3 separate regions of the Homo sapiens genome follow, and regions 2 and 3 are each linked to region 1. Evidence: read pairs that join two places in POLR2A ChIA-PET (ENCODE). Cell type or tissue: A673. All regions are shown on one strand. Links, peaks and the distances in the headings refer to the core of each region. The heading gives the core; the rest is flanking DNA.

The links. ChIA-PET counts read pairs that join two places held together with the same protein. Peaks named below come from ENCODE experiments on the same cell type or tissue, not always from the same donor. Only the 100,000 strongest peaks of a DNase experiment are listed, where the experiment ranks them.
Region 2: POLR2A ChIA-PET joins it to region 1 with 7 read pairs; 2 of 35 experiments call an interaction of 5 or more read pairs at or near these places.
Region 3: POLR2A ChIA-PET joins it to region 1 with 5 read pairs; 1 of 35 experiments calls an interaction of 5 or more read pairs at or near these places.

The regions. Positions count from the first base shown.
Region 1 is chr6:73,885,087-73,889,860 of GRCh38, reverse strand. No RefSeq gene overlaps it. Among named protein-coding and RNA genes, the nearest start is that of CD109, 190 kb to the right of the region's middle. In A673, for the core only: no CTCF peak of the experiment used is centred there; a DNase peak (open chromatin) is centred at 2,950; H3K27ac peaks cover 1,817 bases.
Region 2 is chr6:73,686,446-73,691,219 of GRCh38, reverse strand. It overlaps a transcript of CD109 not described here. Among named protein-coding and RNA genes, the nearest start is that of CD109-AS1, 7.3 kb to the left of the region's middle. In A673, for the core only: no CTCF peak of the experiment used is centred there; no DNase peak of the experiment used is centred there.
Region 3 is chr6:74,196,378-74,201,151 of GRCh38, reverse strand. The region is part of intron 1 of LOC101928516 (a long non-coding RNA gene); the gene reads right to left. Among named protein-coding and RNA genes, the nearest start is that of CD109, 500 kb to the right of the region's middle. In A673, for the core only: no CTCF peak of the experiment used is centred there; no DNase peak of the experiment used is centred there; H3K27ac peaks cover 595 bases.

The sequences.
Region 1 (4,774 bases), core at 499-4,498:
CTTTGAAGACATATATATGGCCAATAGATATATGAAAAAATGTTCAGCATCACTAATCATCAGAGTAATGCATATCGAAAATACAGTGAGATATCACCTCATCCCAGTTAGAATGGCTATTATCAAACAGACAAAAAATAACAAATGCTGGTGAGGATGTCGAGAAAAGGAAACTCTTATATACTGTTGGTGGAAATAAATGTACATTAGTACAGCCCTTATAGAAAATGGTATGGAAGCTCCTCAAAAACTTAAAATAGAACTACCACATGATTTAGCAATCCATTACTAGGTATACATCGAAAGGAAATTAAACCAGTAAGTCAAAGAGACATCTGCACACCTATGTTTATTGCAGGACTATTCACAATAGCCAAGACATGGAATTAACCTAAATTCCCATCTACAGATTAATGGGTGAAGAAAATACAATATATATTAATGAAACGCTATTCACCCATCAAATAGAATGAAATTCTATCATTTGTGGCAACATGGATTAACCTGGAGCACACTGTGTTAAGTAAAATAACCCAAACACAGAAAGGCAAACACTGTATGATTTTATTCATATGTGGAATCTAAATAAGTTGACTTCATAAAAGTAGAGAGAATAGTGGTTATCAGAGGCTGGGAAGGGTAGGGAGAGGGGGAAACTGGCAGAGGTTGTTCAATGGGTAGAAAGTTACATTTAGAAAGAATACATTTGGGTGTTCTGATATACAGTAAGGTCACTATAGCAAAAAACAATGTAGTATATATTTCAAATTAGCAAGATAGAGAAGATTTTGAATATTGTCACCACAAAGAAATGACAAATATTTTGAGTGATAGAAATGGTAATTACCCCCAAATTGATCATTATTCTATGTACATAATCACTGAAAAAACACCCTGTACCTCATAAATATGTACAATTATTATGTGTCCATTATAAATTTAAAAATTTAAACAAAAAGAAACATGGGATGGCAATCATAATTTCTGAAAAATAAAAATGCAAGGCAAAAACAATCATAAGAGATAAAGAAGAATGTTACCAAAAACAGGAACAATTGAAAAATGTATCAGTCAACGACAGAGTGTATAATAAGTATAAATAGATAAATCAACAATTTTAGATATAGATTTTCATATACCTTCTTAGAGACTAATATATCAGCCAGAAAAAAAAATATGCAGTAATATCAATAACCTGAAGAATTTAGACAATAAGCTCCAACTATTAGACAATAGAGAACTTTTCACCTAACAGAGAATATTGGATCTTTATAAGCATACCATATAACACTTAAAAAGTTAAATCTTGTATTTGTCTATAAGGGAAGGTTCCATGCATTCCACAGTATCAATGGTTTATATACTGCATTCTCCTAGCACCAATGCATTAAAATTAGTTACTACTAACAAACAAACAGAGAGCTTTAAAAAAAAATCTCACCTGTTTGGAAATATATGTTACCAAATTGTCCGTGTGTTAAAGAGGAAAAGAAGCAATATACAGAACTGACGAGTAATACAAACTTTGCTTTTCAGCCTTTGTTGGACATACCTAAAGCAGTACTCAAAGAAATTTTAACTTTACATTTGTCAAGATACAAGAAAGTTTAAAAATAAATTGATGAGTCATTCAACTCAAGATGTTACGGAAAGGGCTACGGAATAAACTTAAATAAGAAGGAAGGAAGTAATAAAGGCAGTGAGAAAAATAAATAAAATAGAGACCAAATATTAAATAATGAGAAAAGTAATAAAACCAAAAACTGATTCTAGAACAGACTAATAATATTGACCAATAAAATGCAGAATGAAAAAATGGAAACTAACCATAGAAATTTTTGGAGAATTTAAAAAAAAATAATAAATATTTTATAAATAATTATATGTGAATAATTTTGAAATCTAGATGAAAATGTTAAATTGCTAGAAAATTTTTAAATGCAAAAATTGATGCAAGAAAAAATAGAAAACTTAGATAAACCAATTAGGACTAAAGAATCTGAAAAGGTAAAGATCTCACTTCCCCCATAAAAGAAAAAGAAAAAGAAAAAACAAGACCAAATAGTTTTTTGTGTGACTGAATCATTAAATTCTATATTACTACTAGTCATTCACAAAAACAGTAAAAGAATGTAAGCCTGTTCAATCAGGCCATTTTTTTCCCCAAAACTATATAAGAACAGGGCAAGAAAAGAAAATATAAGCACATGTCACATATAAACGTAGCTAAAGCCAACAGAAGTAACTGAAACAACATAGGGGGCAGGGAAGCCAGCATTCCAGAAATGTTAAAGGCCTCACAAAAGTTTTATTTAATGATATGCTTTATTCACTTAAGGAGAACATCAGCAAATTAATGAAAATATCAATAGCTATTCGTATGTGTAGGCAAATCATACAACTATATTGCTTTGATTTGAAATGACCCTGTATAAGAAATAACCTCCCCATCACATGGAAAATTCTAGATAAATACAATAACTAACTTAAGGCATTTTGTTACATAAAAGAATAATATAACACTAACGTATGTGAGTGAAAAGGTTGATTTATTACATTCATTCCACTTACCCCAATTTTATTATAGTTTAGTGGGGTAGGGTCCAAAGAAATGAAATACAGGACAATTCAGAAGTGTCAACTTTGTTCCCCAAAAGACTGGGTTATACAGTGAGGTTAGCAGGCCTTCCTGGATCCCTGGAGGGACAGCCCTTCTGACTCTGCTGTAGACTGACCCTGCTCATATTCCAGAAGTAGGAAGCCACTAAACATATTCATCACCTTCTACTAAGATGGCTTCTGAGGGCCAGAAACCACTTAAATGCCAGGATTGACTTTTATTTTTCACCCTAGTCTGAGTAAATCTAGTTTTTAAGGAGGAGAGAGGGCACTTTTCTGAGAAGTTATTTGCATAACAAAAGGAGCATTATAATTGCCTTCTCTGTAGCAGAAAAAAAGTGAAGCATGTATTTAGACTAAATATCAGACCACATCCTGTGTCACATGGCATGGTAGGAGAGTAATGACTGATTGCTGGCACAAAAAGATAACTCTTTGGAAAAGAGCCTTATCCCTTTGTCCTTTTTCAGGAGTCATTACTTAAAAGTTTAATGAGGCTAATTCAAAAAAGAAGAATCTATCCTTCCAGGAAGACAAAAATAAATTCCTCATCCCCTTTCACCTACCCTCCATACACACACAGATATACACACACACACACACACACACACAGAGAGAGAGAGAGAGAGAGAGAGAGAGAGAGAGAGAGAGAGAGAGAGAGAGAGAGAGAGACCAGAGGAGCTGGGCCCCTGGGCAGAGGCCCCAAGACACACAGGAAAGTCCAGAAGACACCAAGGTTTGGGGCAGCCAATCCAGCCACATCTCAAGATTTTCTAGTTCATTCTCCTGCCTTTCAGCTGGGGGGCAAGACAGGAGGAATATTTAGTTGAATGATGTATCCAACCAGGGGCACTGTTCCCAGGATGAATCAACTTTACCCCTCAACTGGGTAGAAAAATATTTTTTCCTAAATCTTTTAGGGAGTTTGTGTTCCCATGCAAAAAGAGGATGAAGCAAGAATTAGGAAATCCTAGTAATAATCAAAGACTGTCTTAAAAATCATATAATTTCATTCTGATTTCCTCATATTCATTTTTTCAAAGATCAATACAATGTTTACATAAATCTTAAATTCTGTAGGATTGTGCGGCAGAAAGAAGTCCAAATCAAAACATTTTATAAATAAGGAAGCTGTAGGACAGCTTATAAAAAGAGATAGAGCCAGGACTTGAACCCAGATGTTCTGACCACTAGTCCAGAATTTTTTCCACTCTATATTACTTTTCTGATAATTAAGCATATACACATTTTGGAAGATTTTTTTTTTTGAGACACAAGTCACTCTGTCGCCCAGGCTGGAGTGCAGTGGCGTGATCTCGGCTCACCACAACCTCCGCCTCCCGGGTTCAAGCGATTCTCCTGCCTCAGCCTCCCGAGTAGCTGGGACTACAGGCGCCCGCTACCACGCCCAGCTAATTTATTTTTTATTTTTTATTTTTTTTTAGTAGAGACGGGGTTTCACAGTGTTAGCCAGGATGATGTCCATCTCCTGACCTCGTGATCCGCCAGCCTCAGCCTCCCAAAATGCTGGGATTAGAGGCGTGAGCCACCGTGCCGGCCAAAGATAAATTTTTAAAGGAAATCTCATTAAATCCTTCATGTTTTAATTCACAACCAAGAAATTTTGCTGAGCTATCAGAACATATTTGTGTCTCCCTATAAAACCATCAACGGTATTTATAGCTTTACTTAAATAAGCACAGCAGAAACAAATGGTAATTAACTAATCCAGATTTCCTGCCTGGGATTTGCTCTATACATGCTTTTTTTTTTTTTTTTTTTCATTTATTTGGAAAAAATTACCTTAACACTCATTAACAGAAAAATAAAAAAGACAAAAGTTAACTTCCTTTTTTCCTTTTTTTAAGGCAGAGTCTCATCCTGTCACCCAGGCTAGAGAGAGTGGCACAATCTCAGCTCACTGCAGCCTCAATTTACCCAGCTCAAGCGATCTGCTCACCTCAGCCCCCAAAACAGCTGGCACTACAGGCACGCACCACCACGCCCGGCTAATTTCTGTATTTTTTGTAGAGACAGTGTTTCGGCATGTTGCCCAGGCTGGTCTCCAACTCCTGGGCTCAAGCGACCCACCTTGGCCTCCCAAAGTGCTGGGATTACAGGCTTGAGCCACCACACCCAGCTGAAAGTTCATTTT
Region 2 (4,774 bases), core at 354-4,353, 200 kb after region 1:
TAGTTGCCTTTCTAGTCTCCCTCCCTAGCCATGCACTTTTGCCTTTAGAAAAATGATGGGGAAAACCTTGGCTCCTTCTTTGTCCAGAAAGTGTTAATTGCCTGTGGGTTCTGGTGGCCGGGGAGAAGAGCAGGAAAGCAGAGAGCAGGTGGGTGGCTGAAAGGGAAGAGGGGAGGAACACGGCAGAAACATGAAGGTGACCCTATCTATTCCCCTGGAGAAGGGGTGAGAGGTCAGGTAGAGTAGCTGCTCAGTACACAAAATGTAGAAAGATGATGAGAAAAAAAAATCTGCTACAGTCTTACCACTACCCAGAGACAAGCATTATTTCATTTTGTTGTGTTTCCTTCCTCTCTTTCTTTCTCCACATAATTTGCTGGTATCTTTTTTAAAGAGTAATTATGTTATAAATATAATACAACTTTGTGCTTTGTGTCCTACTTTTCCCATTTAATTATTCCATCATAAGCATTTCCTCATGTTTTACAAACCTTTTTTAAATAAAATGTTCATCAGCTGCAGCCGGGCACGGTGGCTCACGCCTGTAATCCCAGCACTTGGGAGGCCGAGGCGGGCAGATCACCTGAGGTCAGGAGTTTGAGACCAGCCTGACCAACATGGAGAAACCCCGTATCTACTAAAAATACAAAATTAGCAAGGCGTGGTGGCACATGCCTGTAATCCCAGCTACTCAGGAGGCTGAGGCAGGAGAATCTCTTGAACCTGGGAGGCGGAGGTTGCGGTGAGCCGAGATCACACCACTGCACTCCAGCCTGGACAACAAGAGCGAAACTCCGTCTCAAAAAAACAAACAAAAAAAATGTTTATCACCTGCATAATAAAACAAACAAAAGGAATAAAAACATTTTCAGAAATGGAATGGCTCAGAAACTTCGCCTTTCACAAATTCATTTTAGGAAGTTACTTTAGGAAGACATATTTAGCAACGAAGTGAAATAAGCCAAGAAAAAGGGAAATGTATATATAACCCCAGAAAAAAATGAAGAGAGAACTTCTAATAGGAAAAATTCCAGGAGTAAGCTCTTAAGGGAAATAAAAGGGATCTTAATCGAATAGATGTACATAATGAAATACAAGAAAACTGAGACTATGATAAAGTAAAATAGTGCAGTAAAAAGGAAGGGAATTTAGAAATTCAAGGGAAAAGCAAACACTGAATAAAAAAGAATATATCATGATTCATTAGTTGGCTTTGCAGTGAAAAATAATTAGTTGTGTTGATGTAAGTATGGTTTACTGATTTATAACAGAATAAAAGAATTGACAAAGAAGATTTAATTACACTGTTTCACCATTTCTAAAATATATGTTTTTCACATTTGTAACATTTCTGATCTTATAATCAATGGTATCATAATAATAATTGACAATAAATTTTCTTTCTTGGTATTAAAGTAAGTGGTGTATCTTAGATTTGATGAAATATGTGAAATACACAATGTTTACAAAACAATGTAAATGGTGTTAATACTTGAAAAGAGCACAGATGACAAAAACTTACAAAGTCAAAGAGGGATGAAGAATTAAAGCATTGACTGAGACACTAAGAGCCTTATAAAGTAAAAAAAAAAAATGTGTCTACAGTTTTCTTGGATCAAGAAATATGTCATAAGCATATTAAGACTATAAAGTAGTGTAAGGATATAAGAAAAACTGAACCAAAGTGGTTTTCCCACTTTTATACACTCAATATAACACACTGGCCACCAAAATGCATAGAAGAGCTTCTCCCATGCTGACCAAGCAATCAATTCTCTGGCAGATTCTACAGCAGACTCAGCTGAGCATCCTCTAAGTCAATTCAATCCCAACACAAACTACCTGGAAATAGCAGCAGATCCCCTAGGTTGAGGGTTCCTTCCCATAAGACTGCCCCCAACCTTAGATGCCAATCACAAACTCAGGTTGTGACCTGTGCTTCTGATCCAACAGCTATAAATTGGGGTTCCCACAATCCCATCCTTGGGTTTGGTTAATTTGCTAGAGCAGCTCACAGAACTCAGGGAAACTATGTTTCCCAGTTTATTAATAAAGGGTATAATAAATGACCTCTGCCAATTCTAGTTTGGAAGTTGAAAGATGTCGCCCAATGGAATAATTTATAAACTAATTAATTAATTAACAGAAGCAGCTGGGCTTGGTGGCTCATGCCTGTAATCCCAGCACTTTGGGAGGCCAAGGCAGGAGTACTGCTTGAGCTCAGGAGTTCGAGACCAGCCTGGGCAACATAGCAAAACCTTGTCTCTACTAAAAATCAAAAAAATTAGCCAGATGTGGTGGTGCGTGGCTGTAGTCCCAGCTACTTAGGAAGCTGAGGTAGGAAGATCACTTGAGTCTGGGAGATTGAGGCTGCAGTGAGCTTGATTACACCGCTGCACTCCAGCCTGAGTGACAGAAGGAGACCCTGTCTCAAAAAAAAAAAAAAAAAAAAAAAAAACAAAGAAAAACTCTCAGAACCCTATAATCCAGGAATTTTTATGGAAGCTTCATCAAGTAGAAATAATTATTAATGCCATTTCCAGCCCTTCTCCCCTCTCCAGAGGATGAGGGTGCACTAGAAGTTCCAGGCTTCTAATCATAGCTTGGTCTTTCTGGTGACCAGCCTCTATCCAGCAGCCTACCAAGAGTTACCTCATTAGTACAAAAGACTCTCTCATCGCACAGAAAATTCCAAGGGATTTAGGAGCTCTGTGTCAGATGCTAACACTTAGGAAATTACAAATGTCTTTGGAGCTCTGTGTCAGGAACCAGAGCAGAGACCAAATATTAGAACAAAAGATTCTCCTAGCACCCCTATCTAACAGAGTATTAAGAACTCTGTTTCAAGAACCAGAGCAGAAACCAAACATTAGAATGAAAGATTCTCCTAGCACTCCTATTGCTCAGGAAACTACAAGAGTTTTAAGAACTCTGTGCCAGGGACTGGGGGGCAGAGACCAATATGTGTATTTTTTATTGCACAACAGCCAATTAGAAATTAAAATACTAATATATTATCATAAATAGTAAAAGCAAAGGTATGTTTTCCAAAAAAAATCTACCAGACAAAAAGAAATCACAATTAATTTGAGTTCTTACAAAGTTTCTAGTGTTCTTCTAGTGCATGATTTTAATTACTATATTTTGAACAGCAAAGTACTATCTGGGGAAGATACATTAATCTGAGATGACATCTGCCAATGCCAGTTGGGAGTTTCTCACCTAATGGGACAATTTGTAAACTTATTAATCTATTAATAAGCAAAGAAACAACCTCAAAATCACACCAACAATAAACTTTTGCTTCAGATCCCAAGTTTGCAGGCCAGCTGAGGCAGTTCCCACTTTGTGTTTCTCCTTTTCCTTGGAACAGTAGTCTGGGAAAAGCACGTCCTTCTTGCGGTCATGGTAGAAGCACAAGAGAACAAGCCCCACTGCTCAAGCACATTTTAGGTCCCTGTTTACTTGACATCTGTGAAGATCCTGTTGCCCAGAGCAAGTTTCATGGTCAAGGACCAAGTCAAGGATGGGTAGAATACTCCACCTTTTGGTTAGAGGAACTGCAAACTTAATTATGTGGGAAAGGATATGGATGGGAGAAAATTGGGACAAATAATTCAATCTACCACAGACAGTTAGCAAAATTTGCCAAAAGCTGTGTTCTGTTCATCAAGACAATGTTTCCATGAAGGACAATTAGCCTATCAAGGAAGGAAGGAAAGAAGGGGAGGAGAGGGAAGGAGAGGGGAGGGGAGGGTAGGGAAGGGGAGGGGGAAAGGAAGAAGGGAAGAGAGAGAGCATGCATGTGAAAGAAGGAAGGAAGGAGAGAGAGGAGAAAGAGAAAGAAAGAGGAAGGAAAGAAAGACTGAAGGGAGGAAGGAGTATCCAATGTCTAAAATCATGCATGGTTTTTTTTAGTTATTCACTTTTGGAGGATGCTGCAATATGAACTCATTAAAGGTAAAGAATTAACCTTTATCCTGCCTTTCCTACGTGAACTGATCACTGGGTAACCAAATAGTAGATATGAGGGATTTCTCTCTATAGTTTTCCAACTAATAAATGTAAAATTAATGTTAGAATAGCACCATATCACTACTCTTTGTGAATTAATAGATCTAGACCAATGCTGTCCAATAGAACTTTCTGTGATGATGGAAATGTTCTGTATCTTATACAGTAGCTATAACCAACATGAATTTATTTAGCATTTGAAATGTGACTGATAGGCCAGGTGCAGTGGCTCACATCTATAATCCCAACACTTTGGGAGACCCAGGCGGGTGGATCACTTGAGGTCAGGAGTTCAACACCAGCCTGGCCAACATGGTGAAACCACATCTCTACTAAAAATACAAAAATTAGCTGGGCATGGCAGCAGGCACCTGTAATCCCAGCTACTCAGGAGGCTGAGGCAGAAGAATCACTTGAACCCGGGAGGCGGAGTTTGCAGTGAGCTGAGATTGTGCCACTACATTCCAGCCTGGGCAACACAGAAAGACTCTGTCTCAAAAAAAGAAAGAAAGAGAGAGGACTGATATAACTGAGAAATTGAATTTTTAATTTAATTTAATTTAATTTATATTTTTAAGTAGCCACATGTGGCTAATAGCTACCACATTGGATTGTATAGACTCAGCAGTGATCATAAATGGCTGCTAATATCACAAAGGGAGATATTCAGATACTATATGCCGCCCAGTAGAACAAAGCACCACCTAAGAAGTGGTCTTGCCAAAAATTCTAAACTGAATCTGATTAAATTTCTAGATTT
Region 3 (4,774 bases), core at 354-4,353, 310 kb before region 1:
ATACAATGGACTAAAATGTTTGCAAACTATCCACCTGACAAGAAATTAATACCTACAATATTTAAAGTACTCAAACAACTCTAAAGCAAAATACAAATAATCCAACTAAAAATGGACAAATGATCAGAATAGATATTTTTTAAATGAAGACATACACATGGCCAACAGGTATGTGAAAAATGTTCAATATCACTAATCTTGGAGATTCAAATGAAAACCACAATGAGATATCACCTCACCACCGTTAGAGTAACTATGATCAAAAAGACAAAAACTGGCAAAGATGTGAAGAAATGGGAATTCATATACTGTTTGTGTGAATGTAAATTAGCAAGCCATAGTGGAAAACAGTACAGAGATTCCCAAAAAAACTAAAAATAGAAATATCATATGATCCAGCAATCCCACAACTGAATGTATACACAAAGGAAAGGACATCATTATGTAGAAGAGATATCTGAACTTTCATGTTTATCACACTAGTCACAATAGTCAAGATTTGGAAGCAATCTAATTGTCCATCAACAGATTAATGGATGAAAAAATGTGGTATATGTACACAATAGAAAATTATTTAGCCATAAAAAATTAAATACCTTCATTTGCAGCAACATGGATGAGCCTAGAGAACATTTGTGTTAAGTGAAATAAGTCAGGCACAGAGAAATAAATACCACATGTTCTTATACGTGGAAACTTTAAAAAGTTTATCTCATAGAAGTAGAGAGTAGAATACTGGTTACCAGAGGCTGAGAAGGATAAAGGGGTGAGGGAGATAAGAAGAGGTAGATTAACAGGGACAAAACTACAACTAAATAGTAGGAATGAGTCTAGTGTTCTATAGCACAACAAGGTGACTATAGTTTATTGTAAAAATAACTAGAAATGATAATTGAGGTAACGAATATACCAATTACCCTGATTTGACTATTACACATTGGATACATGCATGAAACTATCACATACATCACATAAATATGTACAGTTATCTCATGTTGATTTTAAAAAAAACAGTTATTTAAGGGTCTGTTACTGCTGCTTCTGTTCGTCTTTGGTATTGGCCCTTGTCCTCTCATTTCTGCCTTTGCTTCAATATCCAGTTAGTTTACTTTGGAAGCAGAATGACAGACAGCAATCACCAATAGGTCTTGAAATTGATGCAACACACAGAGGCCTTGTCCAAGAATTAATAAAGACCATATTTAATAAAATAAATTTTTTTTAAAGAAAGGGAAGGAGGAAAGACAAGAAATCTCATTTCCTATTGCTAACTTTTGAAGAGCTTTAAGATTCATTAGGCTGGATGGAACTAGTTTAGAAAAGAACAAAAAATAAAATACAACTGGGGATCTCTAGCTTATAACAAAACAATCTGCCAAGGAAGTCTTTCAAATTCATTAGAGGGAAAGCCGCCCTTCATTCTTCAAGATGCAAAATGTGATCTTCTCTAAGGGACAGCTGTAACCCACATGTCTTTTGCTAATCATGCATAGCCTCAAAAAAAAAAAAAAAATCTGAATCTTTTTCCTTGATTTTGTCATGGCTTCCTGGCCACCACCTGCTGTGTTACAGAGGCTCACCCCAGGAATTCTGTGGCCCTATTTCATTCCTTAATAAATTTTTTCTCAGGCCCAGAGATTAAAGAGTCCCTTTTCTTAGTATATGCGGAATGGGAGGTGGGGGGCTCTGCAGCTGCTGCAGGGGCTGCACTTCATGTCTACAATGAAAAAATGAAAGCAGCTGTCGGCCTCTTAGAGGTCTCTTGGCACAGAGTACAAACAGGTCACCCTGGAAAGTGAAAGTTCTCAGTAGGTTAAAATGTTCTGTGTTCCCCATTTGATGCTCACTCACGTTCCACATGCTGCAGTGCTCCACAGTATTAAAACACACACACACAATGGTTGTGTTCACAGGCAGAAAAGCAAGGAGGAAAGAAAAAATTCCCATTAAGGTTCCAAAAATCAACCATTTCAACAACAGAAAAAAATGCAATGTTTTATTGTATTTTACCTCATTGGATGTCTCTATTCCAGAAAGGTATAGTCAACAATTCTACTAATATGGAAATCAATCCATAGATAGCTCTAGGACTGTCACTACCCTAAGAGTGACCTAAATATTACTTCAATCCATAAACTGAATTGTTATGATATTAAAACAAGCTGTAATGGACCAGCATATGTACTACACTAAGAAATTCTGAATATTCTTCTTTGAGCTACCATTATGACTTTCAGAATATCATTTAAATTCTTCATGCTCAGGTCTATAAAGTAAAAGAGTGGTCATGCTCAGTGGTGTCTACAATTTTATTATATGCACATTTTTCCATTTTTACTCAACATTTCATAAATAATCAAGCAGAATAGGCATAATAAAAGGTAAAATTTAAGCCATTTAAACATAACTAAACTTCACTTTCACTGAGTCTCTTGACTATCAGGTTTCACGCATCTAAGAATGTAAAGACCTAGGGATGACATGGAATTCACATACTATACTAGATTCCTAATTGCATATGGAAATAGAGGTTAGATAAAATAATAAAAATATGCAGAATTGCAAGGTCTCGTTCATTTATAATGCCAAGAGCGAGGAAGAAAATCAGATTTCCAGGTAAGAAAAGCTAAAAGAATGAAGAAGAGAAGGAGAAATAACAGCAGAAGAAAGAGGAGGAAAAATAAAACAAATACTCGAGGTTAAAAATAAGTTAAACTGCCATGTCATTTAAATATCCTAAAATAGTAGTTTTCAAAGTATAGTCCCTGAACCAGCATCGTCTAGCAGCTTACTAGAAATGTACATCTTCAGGCCTCACTCCAGAGCTGCAAATCAGAAACCCTGGTTGAAGAGCCAGAAATGTGTGTTTTAACACAACCTCCAGATAATTCTAAGGTACACTTAACTTTTAAGAATTTCTAATCTAGAAAAAAAAAGATTGGATTAAATTAATGAGTGGTAGGTGATTGAACAAGCACATAGAATAGGATAAGGAAACATTCAGGAATGTAAGGAGGATACAAGAAAATAATTTTTTATTTTTCAATATGCTAACTAAATTTATATCCACGGTAACAATGTCTTTTGAACTTGTTAGAACAAGAGCATGGAGACAGAAGAGCTGAAGGGACTCTGATCTACCAAGAGCTTGAATGCCAGGACTACTTGGGGGCTTTTTTCTAGGTTAGACATGCCTCTCTTCTCCTTTGAAAATTTCTTCCATATTGAGCCATTCTATTTATTGGAGTATTTTTACATCCTTCAGATGAGCTGCGGTGGAAAAAATTCTGAAAAGCACTAGAATAAAATATAGCAGCAATAATAATGTAAAAATAGTTGCAAATTGATTTTCTTCATACCAGCACTGTACCGAGAACTTGACAATTTTTAGCATTAATACTCACAACAATCTTTTAAGTTGAGGATTGTCCTCATTTGCAAGATAGTAAACTATAAATTGGAGAGGTAAGTAATTATGCAACACTGCATACTTAGTAGCTGGTATAGCTTGAATTTGAACACAAGATTTTATGAGCCTACCCCACAACTCATGTCCTTTTCTCAGAAATAGTGTTTGTGATTCAGCAGAGCACTTATGACTGGAGATATAAAATTGGTCATCAGTGATACATTGTCAATACAGTCATGTGTTGCTTAACAACAGGTATAGTTTCTTAAAAATGCATTGCTAGATGATTTCATTTTATGAGCATCATAGAGTGTACTTAGACAAACCTAGATGCTATAGCTTCCTATATACCTAGGTAACATGATACAGCCTATTGCTCCTGGCTGCAAACCTGCACAGCATGTTACTGTTCTGAATACTGTAGACAATTGTAACAGAATGGTAAGAAATTGTATATCTAAACATAGGAAAGGCAATGCATTACACTATGATTTTATGACATTACAACAGCTACAACATCACTAAACAATAGGAATTTTCAGCTTCATTATAATTGTGTAGAATCATCATCATATAAGCAGTTCATCAGTGACCAAAACATTTTCATGTGGTACATGACTGTAGTTGAAGCCTCTGCAGAATGCAAAAATTCTTGCTAAGAAAGAGATGAGAACTAAGGTTGGAAGTCTGAGGAATGCCAACATTTAAGGGTTGAATTTAGGTTGATTGACTTTCTTAGTTTGCCCAGGACTGAGGGATTTCCTCAAACAGGGGCTTTTGGTGCTAAACTTGAGACAATCCTTGGCAAACTGGGATAGCTGATTACCCTACATTGGTGGAAAAAGGAGACAGCAGAAGAATGAGAAGGAGTAATTAGAGAGCCAAAGCATGGAGCATGGTCACAAAGACCGGACAGCACAGAACATCCAGAAGAGTTAGTGCTCATGTTTCAAAGGCAAGATTAGAGGAAGACTGTAGTTAGTGTGTTTGCTAAGGACTGGGGAGACATAAGCACATTTTTAAACTGGGAGGAGAGACAATAAAGAAAATAGTTCAAGATGCTGGAGATGGAGATTTATGACTTTAGCTAGATAACAGAAGAGATAAACATGAAAGAAATTCCATACCTTTTATACATACAAAGTATGTCTAGGGTACGAAAAAATGAACAATCATGGTGTGTCTGTTATGGGCCACACTCTGTGACAAGTACATTTATTTCCATTGTCACATTAAACTCCATTGAAAAGCCAACTCATTAATCTCAAGAGAATTTTATTGATAGTAACAATTAAAAGTAAATATATGATTTCTTTTGAACTACAAATAGATCAGAGAAATTTACTGTACAACAAATATTATGAC